Regions from separate parts of the Homo sapiens genome. Here region 1 is linked to region 2. Evidence: chromatin loops called from intact Hi-C (ENCODE). Cell type or tissue: Caco-2. All regions are shown on one strand. Each heading gives the region's core, and the rest is flanking DNA. Links, peaks and the distances in the headings are about the cores only.

Region 1 (5,024 bases), core at 366-2,865, 380 kb after region 2:
CTGGGCACTGGGGTGGCAGAAGACCAGGCCTTGCCTTGAGCCCTTGTGCGAGCTTTACCTCAAAGCCTCTGTAATCGAAGTGGGAGAAGGGGTGGTGGTGCGTGGTTGGTCTCAGCCACCTCCACCACTCCTCAGAAGATGAACGCTGGATCCAGGAAGAGATTGTCAAGGTTACTATCTGCCTCTCTTTTTTGATCATTTTATCCAATTTGTTAATGGATACAAATTTGTTAATGGATTGTTAATAGATCTGAATTTATTTAAAGCCAATAAAGATTCTCCTCTGGCTGAATGATCCAGAAGGAACTCACACCCCAGAATGGACACAGGATTTCTGCACCCTCTTGGGGGAACTTAATGCCCAAAACATCAGAGCCAGGCACTGGACAAGCCTTTGTCCGCCTCACGGCTTTAACCGTGCTACTCAGCATTCTTGCTGTGACCAAGTTTTACCAGGGCAAAATCTTTCCCACATTTTCACACTTCTCTTGACCTATTTTAGTAATGCTAAGCAGTGGTTATGGACAGTATTCTTTGTACTTTGGAAAGGTTTCAGGAACTGGTAGTCAGTTGCCGGTAAATTTTAGGGCTAAAGTGTAACATTACTTGGTATTACTTTCACTGATAAATTTTATTTTGTGGGGATGTCTCCTTGCTTTAAATAGAAAGCTTTGCTCTGTTCCAACTATCGCTTAAAAAAATTGTATGGAACACATTTTGCTCACACTCTTTCAAAATCTGACTTAAAACAATTTCCAGAGAAATAATCTGAGGTTTAGCCGGTACTGGATTATAGTAAAACATGGCCTAATAAATTACATAACATTTGGGTTAACACCCAGTATTTTTTTTTTTTTGAGAACACGTCAGGGAAGCCATATAATTGTACCTGAACACACTAGCGTTTAGCAATACTAAGCCTGCACCAACCTGTTTTCTTTCTCATCTTAACCTGTCTCCAAAGAGTATATCTCTTCAGAGCAACCAGTGCTTTGACCAGACTCTTTATCATTAATCAAATTTCATTCATTCAACACATATTTATTAAATGCCCACCATATTTTAGATATTGTATTTTGACTTCAAAGTGCCTGTAGTTTAGTGGAGAAGAAAGACTAAGAGGCAATGTAAATAGCGTATAGGTGTTAAAATATGGGCCTCAAGAACTGCATGGTCTAGGATTTTATCCCACTTACAAACTAACAAGTTGGCCTGTTACTGTTTCATGGATGCTGTCAAAAGATACAACACTCCTGTATCAAAGAACTTTATTATTCACTGCAAAAGCAGTAGCCAGAGCTTTATGTTGGTTTGCTTTTTGTTCCTAAGCCTCCCAAGCCCTGTGGGGACAGTGCACACAGACTATGATGGATGCCTGAAGTGGGTTGCATTACAAGAGAGGAGCACTGAGCTAAAGGAATTTGCCTCTTTTAGGCTACACAGAATTAAGCCTGCTCTTTGAAGGTGGGGAGATGTTATCTCATCCCTCAAACGTTGCTTGCTACAAACACCGCCCAGAGAAATGGACTGATAAAGAGCTGGACATTGGAGTGGCAGAACAGCAAGAATGATCAGAGAAGTTCAAGGGCCATGGCAGAGAGCCTTTTCCAACATAGTACAGTGTACTTATACACTACATATGAAGGCCAGCTAATCTAGTCTTGGGAGAACCAAGAGAGGCTTCTGAAAGAGATGACATCTATGCCGAACCTTGAAGGTCAAACAGGAATCAGCCACATAAAGAGAAGGAGGAGAGCATTCTGGATAGCAGGAACATCATGTATAAAACTTTGAAGTAAACGATACACTCCGAGAAGTTTTTCATTCCCTTTCACATTCATCTCCATATTGAACTCCAATCTCAAACACCTATAATTAAAGTCAGTGTGTGACTCTGGAAGGTCTAGATTCAATACACTTCTGTGAATTGCAGTGGCCTCTGGAATCTTTACATTAATGTCACATAAAATTCACAGCTAATTATTGTCGACTCAGTTCATAACATTTCCACCTTTTCGGTAACTCTTCTTTTTTTACTCCACAGTCCGCCTGGTTAACAGTGAGGCTTTGTAACAGCATAACTTTAACTATGGCTACAGTTTATTGGCTCCTATTTTGGAAACTGACTCATGCTGAACTAATCCCCTTTCCCTGGGAGTTTAAAATCAAGGTTAGGAGATTTTTAACGTACCGACTGCTCTCCAACAGCAGCATTATAACCTTTGCTATTTTTTTCCCTTGTATTCTGAAAATAGAAGAGAAATACAGAAAACTCTCTGGGTTATGTATAGTGCACTAGAGTCTGGTACAGTTCATGAGCAGCGTCTCTATCTCTGGTTTCTGAGACATCCTTGCATCCTTATAATAAATTCCTCTTTAACTTTAGAAATTGTGTAATTTTCTTTCTTTAATTTTTATTTATTCATTTATTTTATTTTATTTTGATGGACTCTCGCTCTGTCAGCCAGGCTGGAGTGGCACCCAGCCACTCTCGATCTGTCACCCATATCTACAATGGCGAGATCTTGGCTCATTGAACCTCTGTCTCCCAGGTTCAAGCGATTCTCCTGCCTCAGCCTCCTGCCGAGCCTGCAGGTGCACCCCACCACACCTGGCTAATTTTTGTAGAAATTGTCTAATTTTCCATGTCACCAATGAATAAAAAAACGTACATAGGGTTAGACAAGATTAGATCCTATAAAATGCACAAAACTTTATTTTAATAATTTCAATAATATTTATTCAACCCACCCTTTATATCATGACTTTATGGCATGCATTATGCAAGGTATTGGGTATATAAACTCAGTCCCTGCCCTTCCATGTATTACAGTCTATAGGGTACATTTTAGACTGTGAGACTATTGGTTTAAATATTAACTTCCATCCAGAACCAATTTCCTCCAAAACATTCCACCTTGAAACAATCAATTGTGCCCAGATTCTTAGGGTTGTATAAGAACATTGATTCTTCCACAGTCAACATATGGCCTGAAGGGAGGGGATGTCAGTTTCCAGAGCAAAGAAAAAGGGTCTGCTGGGCAATCATATCAGTACCTACTACATCTCTTCAAAACATTTCTAGAATGGAATTGTAGTTTCCAGACTGGAAAGATGACATAATCTAGAAAGGATGATTGGGGAAAAGAACATGGGCCTAGAGGGAAACTTAGTGCTGGCATTTATATTATTAAAACACAATGTTTTGTAGAATCAAGTATGATCATCAATTTTTTTTTTTTGAAACAGATTCTCACTCTGTCACCCAGACTAGAGGGCAGTGGCACAATCTCAGCTCACTGCAACCTCCGCCTCCTGGGTTCAAGAGATTCTCCTGCCTCAGCCTCCCAAGTAGCTGGAACTATAGGCGTGCACCCTGATGCCGGGTAATTTTTTATTTTTAGTAGAGACAGGTTTTCACCATGTTGGCTAGGCTGGTCTTGAACTCCTGACCTCAAGTGATCCACCTGCCTCGGGCTCCCAAAGTGCTGAGATTACAGGTGTGAGCCACTGCGCCCAGCCAAATCATCAATTTTTTAAGAAAGAAAAGTAATTTATTAAATATTCTCCTGTACAGAAATCCTTTAAAAACGTATATTTAGTTTTTAATCTGTACACCCCCGATAAATAGTTGCACTTAAGTACATGAATAATAATAATTATTCTCATTTATTTATATTTTTCTATATATATGTATATGTGTGTATATTTACAGTTTCTTCTTTGGAGGAAAGAAACTTCTCTCTCTTTTCTCCTGTTCTTGAACATCCTCTCCCCCAACACCTGTCTACAAAACAACCAACATTAATAACCAATGTGTCCCTCCATGTGTACACATGCATATGCAGGTTTCTTGGTGAATGCTTTACAAAAATGGAATTTTACATTTCTCCCTCAACAGTACCTCATGGAAATTCTTCTAAGTCAACTTAGTGACATTGAAAATTAGACAATTTCTAAAGCAAAAGAGGAATTTTCAATGGCTTTTCAATATTACATATGTAAATGTTCTATAATATATTCAGTCATTTCTTAATCAGGTATTAACTTTGTTTCCAGGTTTTGCCACAACAAACATTGTAGCAATAAAAATCCTACATGCAAGTCTATACATACTAGTGTTTTTATTTCTATAGGAGCAATTTCTGGACCAAATGAAGGTAGTGATTCAGGATATCGGCCCACTTGATGTCTTGATTCAGCATCTTCCTGGTCATAACAGAGACAGCAGCCCCCTTGGCAGGTCCAATTCTGTGGCATGGTTTTTAGAATTGGTCCTGGAATTTCAGCTCAAAATCTATCTCCTTATCCCTATTAATGAGTTTGTGAGCAAAATTTACAATTTAATGGATCTTTTCCTTCTTTCTTTCCTTCCTTTCTCTCTCTCTCTTTCTTTTTCGTCCTTCTTCTTTCTTTTTTTTTTTTTTTTTGAGATGGAGTCTCACTTTGTCATCCAGGCTGAAGTGTGGTGGCATGATCTCCACTCACTGCAGCCTCTGCCTCCTGGTTTCAAGCGATTCTCCTGCCTCAATTTCCCCAGTAGCTGGGATTACAGGTACCCACTACCACAGCTGGTTAATTTTTGTATTTTTAGTAGAGATGGGGTTTTGCCATGTTGGCCAGTCTGGTCTTGAACTCCTGACCTCAAGTGATCTGCCTGCCTTGGCCAAAGTGCTGGGATTACAGGCATGAGCCACTGCACCCAGCCTCCAACAGATCTTTTTCTATTTGAACCAGCTAGAGAGGATTCTATTGTCTATCACTAAAAATCCTAGCTGATCCACTGTATTTTAAATTTTAATAAAGGACAGTAAAACTATTTTGAATAAAATGCTGTTGACATTCTCCTGTCCTTGATAGAAAAAGGGCTTTGGGTTGCTTTTCCAGAAAAGGTAAAAGATTAGTACAAATCTATTAATTAATTTGCTTGGGGGAAATTAACATTGCATGACTTATATTCAACTAGAGAGACCTGCTTATCTTTCATCAGTGCTACTGGACAGTAGATGCCCCAGCTCCATGTA
Region 2 (6,284 bases), core at 3,409-5,908:
TCACACCTGTGATCCCTGCACTTCGGAGGCCGAAGTGGGAGACTCACTTGAGCCGAGGAGTTTGAGCTGACATGGTGAAAACCCATCTCTACAAAAAATACAAAAAGTAGCCAGGTGTGTTGGCATGCGCCTGTAGTCCCAGCTACTCAAAGGCTGAGGTGGGAGGATCACTTGGGCGGGAGAGGTTGAGGCTGCAGAGAGCAGTGATCGCGCCACTGCACTCCTGCCTGGGTGACAGAGTGAGACCCTTTCTCAAAAAAAAAAAAAAAAAAAAAAAAAAGCCAGGCATGATGGCACGCACCTGTATTCCCAGCTACTCTGGAGGCTGAGGCAGGAGAACCGCTTGAACCTGGGAGATGGAGGTTACATTGAGCGGAGATTATGCCATTGCACTCCAGCCTGGGTGACTGAGTGAGACCGTCTGAAAAACAAAACAAAAACACTAGAGAAAATTCTCTCTAAATATGTTGAGTTTACTTGGGGATAAAAGAAAAATTACAATCTGTAATGCATTAATGGCAAGCATCCAGTGTGTTCTGTGTAAGGGGAACTTTTATTAGCAAAAAAAGATTTTCATAAGCTGCTTAGAAACAGAGTCCATGGGTTCCATAGGTTCAAAGCCAGAGTTGTTATCAGTTCATTGACGGAGATGCTGTTACTGAGCAGGTATCCTTTGGAGAATGTCTTGTTTGAATTATTGCAGTCCTAAAGAATGTTTAATGAAAAACCTTATCAGAGCAGGAGAAGCATGAAGCGTGTGAAGCAGTTTTTAGTAAGTCCTTGGAAGCAGTTCTTACCTCCGACATGCATGCATGTGCCTCCTTCCCGGCCCTATTTTGTCTGGGTCCAACAAAAGTGACTATTCTGGTATCTTCAGCTTTCACAATCCCAGGATAAATCATATGAAGGTTTTTAGGAACACTCTACTGTTGTCTTTTGCATCTTTCTGTTTATATCGTAATCATTTTCTTATTCTGATACAGAGCGTACAAACATTTCTGTGTGCCCACTGAAGAAGCTCTGTTGACACTTTGTACCTGTCTCAGGATTTCAGTGAAGGAAGTGTCTTAGCTATGTGCATCCCTCCAGGATGAGTATTAGTTTTCTAGAGTTGCTGTAACAAAGTACCACAGATTGAGTGGCCTAAAACAACAGATTGATTGTTTCACAATTCTAGAGGCTGGAAGTCCGAAATCGAGGTGTTGCCGGGACCATACTGCGCTGTCTCTCTCTCTCTCTCAAGATTCCAGGGAAGGGCCCTTTCTTGCCCTTTTCTGGCTTCTGGGGGTTGCTAGCATCTGTGGCATTCCGTAACTCATTGCTGCAGTGCGCCAGTTCCTACCTCCACTTTCCTGAGGCCATCTTTTTGTCCATCTTCTTATAAGTACACCACCAGTCATATTGGATTTATGGCCAGTGTACACCAGTGTGACGTCATCTTAACTAATCACACCTTCAAAGACCCTGTTTCCAAACAAGGTTCCATTCTGACGTTTTGGTGGATGTGAATCTGGGGGGAACACTTCAACCCAGTACAGTCAATCCTCTAGCCCCATAAAATTCACATTCATCCCACATGCAAAATACACTCGCCTTATCCCAACATCCTCAAAAATCCTGTTTCAGCATTAACTATAAATCCAAAATCTCTAAGTATAGTCAACTCAAAACATTGCGAATCTCATTATCTAAATCATGCAAACCAGGTATCACTGAGACTCTAGGTATGATATGATACATTCTAGGGCAAAATTCCTCTCCTAACTGTGGACATGTGAAACTAGGAAACAAGTTATCTGCTTCCAAAATACAACAGTGGGTGCAATGGTTTGAATGTGTCCCCTCCAAAATTCATGTTGAAACTTGTTGTGGTATTAGGAGGTGGGCCCCTTAGGAAATGAGGCCACGAGGGCTCTGCCCTCATGGATGGATTGGTGCCTTACAAAAGGGCTGGAAGGAACCGCTTAGGTGCCCTTTTGCCCATCTGCTCTTCTGCTACATGAGGATGTAGCAAGAAGGCCCTCACCAGACATGTAATGCTGGCACCTTGATCATGGACTTCCAAGCCTCCAGAACTGTGAGTAGTAAATTTCTATTACTTATAAATTACCCAGTAATAATCAGATGTCTGTTACAGCAGCACAAAGGGACTGCGATGAGGCAAGCACAGGACAGACATTTCCATTATGAAAGAATTTGCAAGGAATTAAAGGGGTCACTGTCTCACACAGGTTTTAACACAAAAGGGAAAACTACATTCATTTTCAAGGCCTTAATGACCCTTTGACTCGATCCAGCCTCTGGGCCCAGGGGGTGCAGTTGGCCTGGGCCTCTGGACCTATAGCTTCGTCCTCTCTGGCCTCTGTATCCATGGCTCTGCCCTGGGAGTCAGTCATTTTCCCTTCAATTTGTTCTGTCTCTGTCCCTTTCTATCCAGGCTGGGAGTATTTCTGCTGGTATAAAATTCTCAAAAATCTTGTCAGTTTTCTGTTGATGTCACGGGGATGCACACCATTAGAACTCTCAAGTTCTCCACGGATCTTTCCTGGATAACCCCAACTCTATTCCTGGCTTCGCTGACACGGTTGAGTGGATCCATGAGTCACACAACTCTCTTTAGCAAATTATTGTCCAGACACACTCTTCAGGCCAGAACTTCTCCTCCTTGGCAGTATAGTTAGGCTGAGAATTTTCCAAATCATCAAGTCCTGGTTCCTTTTTGCTTAACAATTCTGAGGCAGGAGAATAGGGAATTCAGGCCATCAAGGGTTAAGGCAGAAACAAAAGAACAGCAGGTGCAGCCAGGTCTAGGCAAAACTGGGCAGCACACAGGCCACATCCTTGCTCCTGTGATAATGAGACAGAAGTTTCCACATCAGCCTCTGATTGTGTGCCAAGCCTCCACGTCAGCCTCTGGTCACAGGCCAATCCTTCATGGGCTGTGGCCAATTGGAGTCCTCTAAAGGGCACTGAGGGGAGTTGCTTGGTTCCTTTAGCTTAATAAAAACCCCAGTTGAAGAGGCTCTTGAACCACTTGCTCAAGCCTGCTCCCACCCTGTGAATTGTACTTCGGCTTCTTCAATAAATCTGTGCCTTCATTAGCCCGTTCTTTTGTTGCTTTGTTAGTGCGTTTTGTTCAATTTTTTGTTCAATACACCAAGAACTTGGACAACTCACAGTTAAGACATTCCATCCAGTAACAATTCCTACCTCAATTTACCTCCTTCCACTTGCATTTTAATGTAAGCAGGCTGTTTTCCAACTCCTGGCTTCAAGTCATCCTCCTGCCTTGGCCTCCCAAAGTGCTGGGATTACAGGTATGAGCCACCATGCCTGGCCCCGGCTAATTTTTAAATTTTTTTCATAGAGATGGGGGTCTCACTGTGTTGCCCAAGCTGGTATCAAACCCTTGGCCTCAAGTCATCCTCCTGCCTTGGCCTCCTAAAGTGCTGGGATTACAGGCCTGAGCCACCACACCTGGCCCCTAAGAGATATATTAGAGTCTTAACTCGAAGTACCTATGAATGTGACTATTTGGAAATAGAGAACTTGCAGGTGTAATCAAATTAAGATGAGGTCATAATTGGATTTGGATGGGCCCTAAATCCAATGACCAGTGTCCTTATAGCAAGAGTGGAGAAAAAGCCACACACAGGGGAGAAGACAGGGGTTGGACTGATGCCTCTACAAAGCCAGGAATACCAAGGATTTCCAACAACCACCACGATCTTGGAGAGAGGCATGGAACAGACTCTCCGTTAGAACCCACAGAAAGAACCAATCCTGCCAACACCTGGATCTTGGACTCCAGCCTCCAGAACTGTAAGAAAATACATTTCTTTTGTTTTAAGCCACCCAGTTGGTGGTAATTTGCTGCTGCAATCTTAGGAAACAAATACAGATTTTGGTACTGAAAAGTGGGGTGCTGCCATATTAATATACACAAACATGGAAGTGCCTTTATTAATAGATTGGGGTGATGGGCAGAGGAAGAAGTTTGAGGCACATGATAGACTAAGCCTAGATTGCCTTGAAGAGAAAGTGGGTGGAAATGTGAGTGCCCCATCTCTACAAAAAATAAAAATTAGGTGGGCATGGTGACACACGTGTAGTCTTAGCTACTTGGAAGGCTGAGGCAGGAGGATTACTTGAGCTTAGGAGGCTGCAGTGAGTTATGATCGCACCACTGCACTCCAGCCTGGGTGACAGAGCAAGGCTCTGTCTCTCTCTTTTTTTTTTTTTTTGGAGACAGAGTTTTGCTCTGTCGCCCAGGCTGGAGTACAGTGGCACGATCTCGACTCACTGCAACCTCCACCTCCTGGGTTCAAGCGATTCTCTTGCCTCAGCCTCCTGAGTAGCTGGGCTTACAGAAGCCCATCACCACACCCAGCTAATTTTTTGTATTTTTACTAGAGACAGGGTTTCACCATGTTAGCCGGGCTGGTCTGGAACTCCTGACCTCAGGTGATCTGCCCTCCTTGGCCTCCCAAAGTGCTAGAATTACAGGCATGAGCCACCACACCTGGCCAGAGACCCTGTCCCTTAAACAAACATATCTTTTGGAAGGACACTGTTTAACGTAGTACAACGAGTTATTCCAGTAGTCTAAGTTTGACAGAAGTTGTTCGTTGTAGAAGAACTTACTTGGAAATGAATATCAAACATCTTTGTATTATAAATATAATACCCACAAGTTTTTCTTAAATGTTTTTAATTTTCCACTAGTTTCCTGCTGTGAAAATATTGCTCTAATATTCCTAAAACTAACTTCTACTTCTAGAAAGCCACTCTGGGTCTCATGGACATTTCAGAGGGCTTTATTTTATCAATATTTTAATAATACTTTGCAAGACCTAAGTCTCCACTTACAAGTTTGCCACTAGATGGAGGTATTGACTAGATCTCCTTGACAAATGTAATAAATCCCAGATAAACCACTTTTTGAGTAGCTCTTCATTAATACATCTGTCCAGACACTATTGCCTGCTATGACAGGAATGATAATCCAAAGCCACAAATTCAGATATGCAAAAAATGTTTTTAAATTTTTTCTTTGGCCAGGTGTGGTGGCTCACACCTGTAATCCCAGCACTTTGGGAGACTGAGGGAGGATTGCTTGGGCCCAGGAGTTGGAGACCAGCCTGGGCAACATAGTGAGAACCTGTGTCTACCAAAATACTAGTACTAATAATAATAAATTTTAAAATACAAACAAAAATAATTCTCTCTTAATTGTATTTAATTTTCATTCCAACACTCCATTTCTATTTCACAGAAGAAATGTTAATCTAGTCACTTTCTTTTTTTTTTTTGAGACGGAGTCTCGCTCTGTCACCCAGGCTGTAGTGCAGTGACACGATCTTGGCTCACTGCAAGCTCCGCTTCCTGGGTTCACGCCACTGTCCTACCTCAGCCTCCCAGGTAGCTGGGACTACAGGTGGCCCCCTCCATGCCCAGCTAATTTTTTGTATTTTTAGTAGAGACAGGGTTTCACCGTGTTAGGATGGTCTCGATCTCCTGACCTTGTGATCCGCCTGCCTTGGCCTCCTAAAGTGCTGGGATTACAGGCGTGAGCCACCGCGCCCGGCCAAGTCCTAGATTCTTAAATGAAATTATTAGCTACATTTTTGCCTGGTGCTCATATTGGTGATAAAGCTACTCTTATTTTTTTGAAGTTTAGTTTTAAAGAGCAGCTTGCCTGCTGTAGCTCCAGAAATAAATGTACTATTCTTCTCCCCTCAATGCTCCTAAATGTCTCTGAACTTCTCTAGAAGCTGTCCTGATGAACATAGTGGCACTTTTTCCTGGTAGTGCCTCTGATGGCAGAATTGTCCAATTACAGCTGACTTCTATGTTCCTAGTTAGGTTTCTCCTAGGGCAGGTGTCTCCTAAGACACAACTAGTGTAGTGAGTGCCTAGAAGCCTAGACCTAGCAACCAGACTGCCTAGATTCCAATTGCAACTGTGTCACTAACTACTAGCTTTGTGCCCTTGGACAAACTTCTGGAAAATGTGGATAATGCTACTCCCTAATTCAGTGGATTTTTGGGAGAATTAAAATTAAACTGTAAAAGAACTGGTTCATATTAAGAACTATGTACATAGCTATGTAACCAGTCTTTTTTTTTTTCTTCTTTTTTTGAGACACAGTCTCATTCTGTTGCCCAGGCTGGAGTGCAGTGGTGTGATCTCAGTTCACTGCAACCTCCACCTCCCAGGTTTAAGCAATTCTCCTGCCTCAGCCTCCTGAGTAGCTGGGATCACAGGTGCCCACTACCATGCCC

What was found. A loop is a pair of places that touch in the nucleus more often than their neighbours do. Peaks named below come from ENCODE experiments on the same cell type or tissue, not always from the same donor. Only the 100,000 strongest peaks of a DNase experiment are listed, where the experiment ranks them.
Region 1: a loop joins it to region 2, with 4 times the contacts of the local background. A loop is called at or near these places in 10 of 110 quality-filtered maps.

The regions. Positions count from the first base shown.
Region 1 is chr11:108,499,481-108,504,504 of GRCh38, forward strand. It overlaps LOC112267909 (a long non-coding RNA gene), which reads left to right. Exons shown (of 3, transcript XR_007062880.1): 1 at 1-170. Among named protein-coding and RNA genes, the nearest start is that of POGLUT3, 3.6 kb to the left of the region's middle. In Caco-2, for the core only: no CTCF peak of the experiment used is centred there; a DNase peak (open chromatin) is centred at 1,441.
Region 2 is chr11:108,113,081-108,119,364 of GRCh38, forward strand. It overlaps LOC124902748 (a long non-coding RNA gene), which reads right to left and starts at 1,302. Exons shown (of 2, transcript XR_007062878.1): 1 at 798-1,302; 2 at 535-705. It also overlaps a transcript of ACAT1 not described here. In Caco-2, for the core only: a CTCF peak has its summit at 4,904 (motif pointing right); no DNase peak of the experiment used is centred there.